2 separate regions of the Homo sapiens genome follow, and region 1 is linked to region 2. Evidence: chromatin loops called from intact Hi-C (ENCODE). Cell type or tissue: A673. All regions are shown on one strand. Links, peaks and the distances in the headings refer to the core of each region. The heading gives the core; the rest is flanking DNA. Region 1 overlaps LOC105375470 (a long non-coding RNA gene). Region 2 has its middle 100 kb from the start of CTTNBP2.

Region 1 (2,920 bases), core at 328-2,827, 180 kb before region 2:
AATAACAGTTTGTGGATTATGATTTTATGAGAAAAAGAAGGACTTAGAGAGGCTGGAACTTCTGCAGATTAGTGAGCTACACAGGGATGTGAAGCATGATTGGCTTGAACCTGGTAGTCTCATCTTGTCATCCTCTTAGTGGTGTGTGCAGCCTAAGGCATTAAATTATGGTGCAGCCTCTGGGCTAATAGTTACTCTCTCAACAGTGGAGAGTTCTACATAATTTGCCATAATTAGATACATTACCTTAGAGAAAGTGCTAAACCCTTCAAAATCCCAGTTGCTTAATCTATGCAATGAGGAACTGATCTAAATTTCCTAAACTTCTTTAGACATGTTAAGGATCTGACATTGAAAAAGTGAGGTTATGCCACTGGTAAGTTTGCAGTATTAAAAATAAATATTCATCTTTCAAATCAATGTATCAGGAGCTAATATTAGGAAGAAAGAGAACTATCTGAGTGTTTATGCATCTGCTGCATTTGACTTCAAACTGTGTTAATGATCTCAACAAAATAGGTAAGTGAAAGAACAATTCAGCATATTTTAGAGACATTTGGTTATGCCTTCCTGCTAAAGCAAATACATTTTGTAACTCATAAATATGAATTAATTTATGACCTCTCAAACGCTAAATAGTAAAGTTGAAATTGAATTGCCAACCTTATCTCGCACCTTCCTTCTATTCTGTTGGACCCCTATCCAACTGATGTATCAGTTCAGTCAATGCTGTAACCACACTAATAGCCTGCTGCACAAAACTGCCTATTTCAATCCAAATAGTGGAACAACTTTGGGCTGAATCCAACAATGAATCCTGCTCTCTGGGGAGCTTTTCTTTAGGTCTTCTTATTTCTCTGAGTTCTGTGTCTTGGCAGGTGTTTTGTTGAATGGTTTAGATTCTTCAGGGAGAGAGGTAACTGAGGGAAAAAGCAGGAAAGGCTGAGCTTGATTAGGAAAGGATATTGTATAAAATCAAAGGGGGATAATTTAGACATTACATCGGTATATATTCACTCATTTGCAAAAAAAAAAAAAATTATATATGGGAGGTAAAAGCCTGATACAGGTGAATTAATTTCACTAAGCAAAGAGTCAAAAATTGGAATATTTCAGCAGTTGAAAAATATATTTGCACATATATGAAAGGAGTTCTGAAGTTTCTTTATCTTATGACAGTGAATGTAATTTTGCATTTTTGTATTTGAGAAATACGGCTTGTTAGCTTATTTCATCCTAGATATTGTACCTGTAGTTTGGGTAATTAGCCACTAGATGGCAGGGCCGTGATGTGAATAAAGGTTACAAAACAATACATGGGTATTCTGTACTCTTAGATAATTTAAAAAGCCAACACGTGGAATTCCTCCCAACACAGTTTAAAAGTAGAAGATGAGCACATATTATGTATTAGGATATTTGCAAGCACTGGAGATGCAAATTACATGATCTCTGTCACCAAAGAGATGCTAGTTTTATAGCCAAAAATATGTATGCTATATTTGTGTTTCTTAAAGCACTATAATTAAATGTGATAAATGTTATTATAGATTTATTTATTTCAAAGTATAATGGGAACATAGGGACTGTTATAATGAATTTAGACTGCAACTTATCTTTAATTGTGGATAAAGTGGCAATATAAAATTACAGAAACATTTTCAAAAAACTAAAATTAACTCTAATTTTTTACTTCATATCCAGTGTTTCTCAATCGGGAAAGAATTTGCCTCCCAGAGGACATTTGGCAATGTCTGGAGCTACTTCTGTTTGTCACAATTAGGGTAAGGGTGCCACTGGCATCTAGTAGGGGGAGGTCTGGGATGCTGCTAAACAGCCTACAATGCACAAGACATGCTTCCACTATTAAAAAAAAATTATCTGGCCCAAAATGTCATAGTGCCAGGATATTATAAATATAGGCAAAGGTGTTCAGAGGTTTAAAACTGAACAAGAGGACATCAGTAAAAGTTCAGTGTTGCAGAATGGGTTAAGATTGGAACATGAAAACAAAAGTTTTTGTCCCAAGATCAGGAGCAGATGAGGTCTAGTGGTTGGAAAGCAAGACTGGAAATGACACCTTGGACTAAGGATATTTGGGCAAGCCCACATAACAGCATTTGAATATGCAACAGTTAGAGCTGGGACAATGAAAGCTTGATTTTGGTCTTGGCAAATAAGGGCTAGAGAGTGTGGAGCTGTGGCCAGAGTCAATTCTGTGGGGACAAGTAGAAAAGGGTTTGGATCTTAGCTTGTGCCTATACTAGCTGAGCAACTCATTTTACCTTGTAGGGTTTCCTTCCTTTAAGGTGGGAAAACTTGTTAAAAGGATTAGAAATGTATGTTAAATACCCAGGACATAAATGCTCAGTAAATGATATTGAACATTATTGAGATACTGTTGAAGCTCTAATTATACCTCTCTTTCCATGATTGTCTTTGCCCCCTTTTGGAAAATTAGTCAGGGTACAACTATATTGCATAACATGGAAAATAGAAAAACATATGAACTGTGGGATGGGAAAGGAAAAGTGAACGACAACAGACAAAACATTTGCAAGACATCCTTAGGCAAAATATTGAAAGCTGAGTCAGAATCACCAAGATCTCTGAACAACATTCCTCTGTTAGGAAGAGAAAGCAGATATTTCCATGAGAATGTGAGGGGGATGAGGAGAGTGGAGTATGCTGCTGTGATCAATTATCCAAACACAACCTGGTTAAATCCAACTCTCTGTGGCTCCTGCATCCACACAGCTGCATGTTATGCAGCACACAATGAGGCTGACTGCTTCCACTTGCACTCATGACCACTGTCCTCCAATGTCCTTAGTACTGTGCTGCAATGATGTTATATATCCCCAATCCATGCTCTCCTAGTTGATACTTCGTACTTTTTCAACCTCTTTGCAAACCTCCA
Region 2 (2,920 bases), core at 256-2,755:
TCCAATCATAGCAACTAAACCTGTCGTGATATTTAACTAACTGTTTTTAAGACAGAAACAGAAGTGTACATGGAGAAAAAAGCTCTGGGATTTTAACCCAAAACTTACCTACAACATCCTTACTACATTGCCCCAGGATCAGATCATGGCCTTGTTTCTCCTCCAACAAAACCCAAAAATACTATCATAATTCTTTTCATTATAACAATACATGGAAAGTATTTTGAGTAAATGGAATCATTAGGGTGAGGCAGCTGCAAGTTTATACCCTTTGAGCACATGCACAATATGTGAAGAAACAAGAGCAGCAGAACAGCCAGAACTTTGGCCGACAATCAATGGAGACCAAAATCAGATCCTGTACAGACATAAAGACTGCCAGTTCTCAGCAACTGAAATCTCTTTTAATAAATCGAGTCCACTTGTATCGACCAGCATTATTAAAAGAGAAAGCTCAATGGGGACTATAGGATCAGGATGACGACTAAAGAATCTTTTAGCCACTTCCGGCTAAGAGTTCCCTGTGGGATTGATTATTTTGTAGCTTTATCTGTACATTTTGTAATTGTTTGTACATATGCTTATATTTAAGCTAAACATTTAGAAAACACTTTATAGTTAATCAATCTTCCTATATTTGTCAAGCCCAGAGTTGAAAACTTCCCCATAAGGTACCATTAAGAAAATGTACCTGACACATGGACATCAAGATGAGAATGACAGACACTGGGGACTACTAGAGTAGGGAGAGAGGGAGGGGCAAAAGTGGAGAGATGACTTACTGGGTACCACTCCCAATAGGGTCATTCATACCCCAAACCTCAGCATCACACAATATACCCAGGTAGCAAACCTGCACATGTACCTACCCCTGAATTTAAAATGAAACCTGAAGTCTAAACATTTTAAAAAATAATTTTCGTTTGAGACAGAGATTTGCTCATGTTGCCCAGGCCAGGGTGCAATTATGCGATCTCAGCTCACTGCAACCTCCACCTCCCGGGTCTGGGTTCAAGTGATTCTCCTGCCTCAGCCTCCCGAATAGCTGGGATTACAGGTGCCCGCCACCACACCTGGCAAATTTTTTATAATTTTAGTAGAGACGGGGTTTCACCATGTTGGCCAGGCTGGTCTTGAACTCCTGACCTCAGGTGATCCACCTGCCTCAACCTCCCAAAGTGCTGGGAATAGAGGCGTGAGACACCATGCCACAAAAAAAAAAAAAAAAAAAGATAAATTTTTTAAAAAGAAAATGTACCTGGGCTTCTATTTTCAACAGTAGGATGGATTAGAGATCTTGAAATCCTGCCAGTACAAAACACTGAAATGCTGTTTAAAATATTTTCTAAACATCCTTTAAAAGTCATGTGTGAATTTCCAAGAAAGTAAGAAAACACCTCTGAGGCAGGAATGTGAAGCAAAGGCATACAAGGGAAGTAAGGGAGCACTGAGTCCACGCAGCCCTCGGGAGGAGGACGGCTGCCTCTTGGGATTAGTAGTTAGGCACAGGGCCCAGAGGCGAGGGGGTTCATGGTGGAGGTCTACCCTTTACAGCAGAGACTCAGGAAGGACTCTGTCCTCCAGGAAAGGGTGAGTTAGGAAGCAGAAACCACAAACAAAATCAGCCCTTTGAAACTTGTCTGCCTTGGCAACTTGTCTGCCTTGGCTTTGGAGAAAGGGAAAACATCTCCCTTGAGAATTCATAGCTAAGGGCCAGAACGTAGAGCGCTTGGGGCCTGATATTGCACTATGTGTCTTCTACAATCTGAAGTCATTAGTTGTAACAAAGTATACCAGAGTTTGCAGGGCCTCCACGTGCCCAGTAGATATAAAGGCAAATCCTTTCTGGGAGAATGCCTCCTAGATCCAGACCTCAAAATATTCCCATATGTAAATTACAATGAATTAAAGTCATAATTAAAAAATTCCAAACCATACCAGGTAATAGCACCATACTAAGAATCAGAAAAAAAAATAAAGAACAAACATCAGAACTAGACATTTATGGAAGCTAATACACAAAGCACATAAAATACGCATGTTTAATATGCTTAAGACATATAACAGAGAATTTAAACCATGAGTAATAAGCAAAAGATTTTTTTTAGGAAACAGCCGTTTTTAAAAAAAAGTCAAATAGAACTTTTTGAAATGAAAAATAAAATCATAGAAATTTTAAAACTTGGACAATTAAGCAGCAAATCAGACTTAGTAGAAAATGAAAAACGGCCAGGCGCTCGGTGGCTCACGCCTGTAATCCCAGCACTTTCGGAGGCCGACGCAGGCGAATCACGTGAGGTCAGGACTTCGACACCAGCCCGGCCAACATGGTAAAACCCCATCTCTACCAAAAATACAAAAATTAGCCTCATGTGATGGTGCACACGTGTAATCCAGCTACTTAGGAGGCTGAGGCAGGAGAACCACTTGAACCTGGAAGGCAGAGGTTGCAGAGAGCCGAGATTGAACAATTGCATGCCAGCCTGGGTGAGAGAGAGAGACCTTGGCAGAAAGAAGAAAGAGAGAAAGAGAGAAGGGAGGGAGGAAGGAAGGAAGGAAGGAAGGAAGGAAGGAAGGAAGGAAGGAAGGAAGGAAGGAAGGAAGGAAGGGAGAAAGAATGTGAATTACAAATTGGAAAATAGATTCCAAAAATTTTTCCAGAATGCAGCACAGACAGAAAAAGAGATAAAAGCTATGAAGGAGAACTTGAGACACAGAGAATACATGCCTAAAATATGTCCCATCGGAGATCCAGAAGGAGAGAATTAAAAGAAAGGGGAAGAGATGTTATTTTAAAAGATAATTACTGAGCCCTTTCCAGAATTGAAAATACATCTATCTTTAGATTGAGTAAACCTAACGAATTCAAAACAGAATAAATTTTTTAAATTCAATATTAAAACATTGCAGTGAAATCCAA

The links. Peaks named below come from ENCODE experiments on the same cell type or tissue, not always from the same donor. Only the 100,000 strongest peaks of a DNase experiment are listed, where the experiment ranks them.
Region 1: a loop joins it to region 2, with 5 times the contacts of the local background. A loop is called at or near these places in 1 of 110 quality-filtered maps.

Annotation. Positions count from the first base shown.
Region 1 is chr7:118,152,104-118,155,023 of GRCh38, reverse strand. LOC105375470 (a long non-coding RNA gene) reads left to right here. Exons shown (of 4, transcript XR_927904.3): 4 at 1,705-2,920. Among named protein-coding and RNA genes, the nearest start is that of LSM8, 31 kb to the left of the region's middle. In A673, for the core only: a CTCF peak has its summit at 1,273 (motif pointing right); a DNase peak (open chromatin) is centred at 1,303.
Region 2 is chr7:117,971,577-117,974,496 of GRCh38, reverse strand. No RefSeq gene overlaps it. Among named protein-coding and RNA genes, the nearest start is that of CTTNBP2, 100 kb to the right of the region's middle. In A673, for the core only: no CTCF peak of the experiment used is centred there; DNase peaks (open chromatin) are centred at 1,646 and 2,466; H3K27ac peaks cover 2,476 bases.